Linked DNA regions of Homo sapiens: region 2 is linked to region 1. Evidence: read pairs that join two places in POLR2A ChIA-PET (ENCODE). Cell type or tissue: HepG2. All regions are shown on one strand.

Region 1 (2,500 bases):
ACAATAACAAAAAATCTGTGGTTCAAAATGAAAGCCCTACAATGCCAAAGGTAATCAATCTAAGATTAAATTATGTTCCATGTTAATCAAGGCAAAGATGGCAAGCATCTTGAAATTTCTTTCAGTTAATGCTCAAACAAAAGCTTTATGATAAATTCTGCATTAATCTTAATATCTAATTATTGAACTATTCTCATTATTCATACTCCTTTTCTATGAGCAATTTTTCTTCCATTGAATTTATCATTGGCCTTGAACCTTAAAAGTATTTTTATATCCCTAATTCTATGAGGCAAAATAAAAACCAAATTGAATAGGGCAACTTAAGCAATAACTTTGTTCCAAATCACTGATACCAACAGACTTAATCCAGTCCCAGTGTTCTGTCAATATTTTGCTTTTGGCTGAATGACTCCCTCTTATCATCATTTCAAATAGCCTAAGGTCATATTTAGATGACTAGCCATGCGGCCATGACCAAAACTCAGCTATAGGTTGGAAGCTGGTTGTCTCCTTTGGCTCAAAAAGTTGTGCTCTTGACTCCATCAACAGGATAGGAGATACAATCCTGCCATGGGCAGCTCCTGGATGTAGCCTCTATCACCTAATTCTGATTTTGTGTCACCCTGTGTTTATCAGGCAACCTTACCCCACCTATGGGTGGAGACCAACAAAGGTTGGGAAATGGGCACAGTGAGGCCATACCCTGACACCAGCTTGAATCTAGGCCTTCCCCAAGGCCCTGTGCCTGAACTCCCTTGCTGGACCTGCGTGAGTGGGAAAGCCTTTCCCACCCAAGCAACCGGCCCAACTTCTCCAACTCTTGGCAAAATGCAGAGAATGAGAGCAAGAAAGGCTGCACCTGTGTCCTCAGGTACTCAGGGGACAGGACAGTCTCTCTATGACTTGTATTATATTATTTGTCCATTTCACCATGGTGTGGCTCACCACTTTGGATAAAGTTATAAAACTTAATAACATGACCTTGTTAAAAGGCACCTGTAAACACTGCCCATTAATATATCAACCGCCACTGCCTAGGCTACAATACTCATGAGCTCTCAGCAGGAATAACCCCAAAGCCCCCCTAACTGGCTTTCCACTTCCTGTCCAACAAGACAATCTACATATTCCCTACTCACCTACTCAAAAAATCTCAAATCATTCCTTAATGGTCACCAAATGGCTAAATGAGTACAACAGTCCTTCCCCAACTGTATGGCTCCTCACAGGCTCCATGGTATTGGAACTGATAGCTAAATGACCTAAGAAGGATGGGGGAAAGCTAGGCTAGAAACAATAACTCGACAAACTTATGAAAGCTCTTTCGAACAGTTTCTAAAACTCATTTAAAAAAAAAACAACCTATAAAGAGTACACTGAATTTAAAATAGATATATTTGCCAGAACTAAAATTAATACTAACAGAAATTATATTACTTTCTACTTGTCATCCTTTTTCAGAACTCTCTTCCCCACTGTTTGAATAGCTGCCTTAGACATTTGCTTTCTTAGGAATGTAGAGAATACGTATTTGCTTTGCAGTCCTTTTCCCGGGGGCCTAGTTCTCCATTCAAATCTTCATTGTTCTTCAAATTATATGACTCAGTGCTGCTGACTGCCTCACGGTCCCACTGTGGTTCCAGAGACCCATGGTGACTTGGATTCTTGTGAAAAGAGTTTAGGTAACCTTGTATTCCTCAATCCGTTCCCTCCCTGGGTAACCAGGGTTATGCAGCCTCTGCTCTGCCCATGACAATTTCATGCCTTGGCAAATCCCATTAGCCTCATCCTCTCACAGTTCAGCCACCAGGTAGGGAGTTTTAGGGCCCAGGATTACCTTGTTTTGGCTTCCTCTACTCCCTGGTTTCAATGCAAACTTCTGCTTTTCCTCTGAGAACTGCCTGACTTTCCTTTTGCTATTCCCAATCCCTAGTTGTCGCTTTTTCTATTTATCACCAAGAGGAGTGATTCTACTCAATATATCCCAGACCACACTTCTCAAAACTGAAGAAAGCTTTTCACTCCTACTCAAGCATTTAAGGTCCCCTCTGACATATACTCAATGAACCTACCCAAACTCTATTCTTCTCATTCAGGAGAGAGTGACTGTTTATAGTTTCAACACACCTAACATGTCCCACCTTTGTGCCTATACTCATGTCCTTCTCCTGCCGCATTTTACCTACTAAAAATCAAAATCCTATCTATTCTTCAAAACAATCTCAAATGCTACCTCGTTCATGAAACTTCGTGGCTGACCTCCTATCAGACAAAATTTTGCTTTCTGGATCACCATGGCATTCTGCCTTACATTATGGCACCCAAGACAGTCCACCATACACAACAGACAGGTACTCAATTTGTAACAGTTGAATTGGACTAAAAACTAATGAAAAACTTACTTTCTATAAAAGCCTCAGATGTTCCCCAATGTCATAAGCAAAAAAGTTATTTTTTAAAAACGGAATCTTAGCTTGTCCTCCATGCAGACTGAAAC
Region 2 (2,500 bases), 95 kb after region 1:
AATCTCAGCACTTTGGAAAACCGGGGGGGGGTGGGGGGGGCGTGGATCACCTGAGGTCAGGAGTTCGAGACCAGCCTGGCCAACATGGTGAAGCCAGGTCACTATTAAAATACAAAGATTAGCTGGGCGTGGTGGCGGGCGCTTGTAGTCGCAGCTAATCGGGAGGCTGAAGCAGGAGACTTGCTTGAACCTGGGAGGTGGAGGTTGCAGTGAGCCAAGATCACACCACTGCACTCCAACCTGAGCGACAGCAGGAGACTCCATCAAAACACACACACACACACACACACACACACACACACACACACAATCAAAAAAACTCCCAGGCTCCCAGTGGCTTCCTCTGATACCAGCTAACACATTTGTGATGCCAACTGCCTGACAGGCAGAGCTCCTGTTGGAAAGCCCTCCTACAACCTATCTTGTTTGCTTTGTGAACGGTTTTATTAGGTTGGTGCAAAAGTAATTGCGGTTTAGCCATTACTTTCAATGGCAAAAGCCACAATTACTTCTGCACTTACCCCAATTTTTTTTTTTTTTTTTTTTTTGAGCCGGATTCTCCTGCTGTTGCCCAGTCTGGAGTGCAGTGGCGCGATCTCGGCTCACTGCAAGCTCCGCCTCCCGGGTTCACGCCATTCTCCTGCTTCAGCCTCCCGAGTAGCTGGGACTACAGGCCCCCACCACCACGCCTGGCTAATTTTTTGTATTTTTAGTAGAGACGGAGTTTCACAGTGTTAGCACTTACCCCGATTTTCTCCTGTGAAGCAATGTCCTAGGTTTGGAACTACCTTTGGGATCGCATTGTGTCCAAAAGAACCAAATTCCAGCTTTGGGCAATGGTCAGATACTGAAACTGACCAGTCCTAATATCTATCTGGATTTGGTCCAAGGTCCTGCCCTATCACAACTACTTGAGCGAACACATAAGATGTGTCATTGTCTTCATAAGACACAGAAGATAGTCATTGTCTTCTCTTCTTCAAGTTAAATAAAAAGTCCCAGTTACTTTAAAATAGCCTGTGGTATTTGAAAAAAAAAAAAAAAAAACTCTCTGCACAGTTAAGCCCAGGACCAGGATAGCATGGGTTACAAGAAATACAAACAGAGCCTTAAATATTGTAGGTCATGAGTATAGTAGAGGGAGAAACAGAATGCAAAATTTCCCAAAGTTAACCACAAAATTCAATTCTTTTTTTTCTTTTCTTTTTTCTTTTTTTTTTTTTTTGTAGGCCATCTCATGAGACTAGCCATCCTGCGGAACATACCTTGGGGAAGTATTTTTTTCTTCTTCTTTATAACCATTTTGGGGCTTTGTTTTGAATTGTCTGTGTTTTTCTTTAGTCGTGAGATTCAGAACAAATACCTGTGTCAGGAATGGGCTAATCTAGGTTGCACAGGATGGAGGAGACTTTACAGTTTCCACACCATTGGTTTCTTTTTCAACAACTGAGTGTTCTGTTTGATCAACTTCAAAGCAGCTCTGCTAACCATAACACTCCTGTTTACCACGTTTCTCAGCTTTCCTTGCATTCCACAGTATTTCCTTCCTTATGTTTGACCCATTTCTCCCCCAGATGTACCAACCCGCATAGTGAGTCAAAGAACTGACAATGGCTTTTGGTCAGTGGTTTTCCAGTAGCTCTGCAAAGTTTTGGGCTTCCACTGAGTTTCTCAGAAGCTGCCTGAAAATTCATGAATTGGCTCTAGACCCTTCCACCCACAACCCCAAATCAAGCTTTCTGCTTCTTTGTATTTCATATCAAGGCCTGTGTAAGACTGGAAAAAGGGATTTCTCAACTCGGCAATTTGAAAACGACTCATTTAAGTTATCACCTGTTCTCAGGCATATTATGTTAAGTGTCCAAAGAACAACCCAGATGGTTTTCATAATACCGCGATGTAGCAAGCAATGCTTTTGAAATCATCTCTGTGCTCCCTGCTTAGTGACTCTCTAACCCTTGCAGGAGGAGCTATGGAAGCCCCACTTCATCCCAGATTCTGAGACAAGCCTGGCACCTGTCAGCAAATAGTTAAGGAGTTCCCAAACCAGTAAGTTAAGGAGTCCCAAACCAGTAAGTGCCTCAGAGATTCAGGACGTGATTACGCTGCCTGCTACTCCTGACCTGGCTCTGAAAACCTTGTGTCCAAACCCCCGCCTGGAAACCCACAGTCCCAATAACTGAGTCCCTGTCTTGACTCTCTGCACCATCCTTCAGTTCCTACAGGCTCAGCCTTTCCTTGCCCCCTCCCCCAAGGTTTTGGAAATTAGAGTCTTCTACCAGCCACTCTGGTAGGGGCCTGTTTGCTGAATGCTATTTACCACCCGTGTTCTTATCAGTTGCCAGGGCTAGGCACTGTTTGATGTCTGGTTCTGAGCCATTTCTGGTTTGATCTGCTCTCCACCCTGACCTTCCCACTCATCTAAGCAGCTTATTGTCTCTGCCAAGCCCAGACTTAGATTGTCTTTAAAAATCCAAATTTATGGCCAGGTGCAGTGGCT

What was found. Peaks named below come from ENCODE experiments on the same cell type or tissue, not always from the same donor. Only the 100,000 strongest peaks of a DNase experiment are listed, where the experiment ranks them.
Region 2: POLR2A ChIA-PET joins it to region 1 with 5 read pairs; 9 of 35 experiments call an interaction of 5 or more read pairs at or near these places.

The regions. Positions count from the first base shown.
Region 1 is chr11:34,457,871-34,460,370 of GRCh38, reverse strand. All of the region lies in intron 8 of CAT (catalase), which reads right to left. Among named protein-coding and RNA genes, the nearest start is that of CAT, 20 kb to the right of the region's middle. In HepG2, no CTCF peak of the experiment used is centred here; no DNase peak of the experiment used is centred here.
Region 2 is chr11:34,363,338-34,365,837 of GRCh38, reverse strand. No RefSeq gene overlaps it. Among named protein-coding and RNA genes, the nearest start is that of ABTB2, 6.6 kb to the right of the region's middle. In HepG2, no CTCF peak of the experiment used is centred here; DNase peaks (open chromatin) are centred at 1,507, 1,897 and 2,347; H3K4me3 peaks cover 1,305 bases.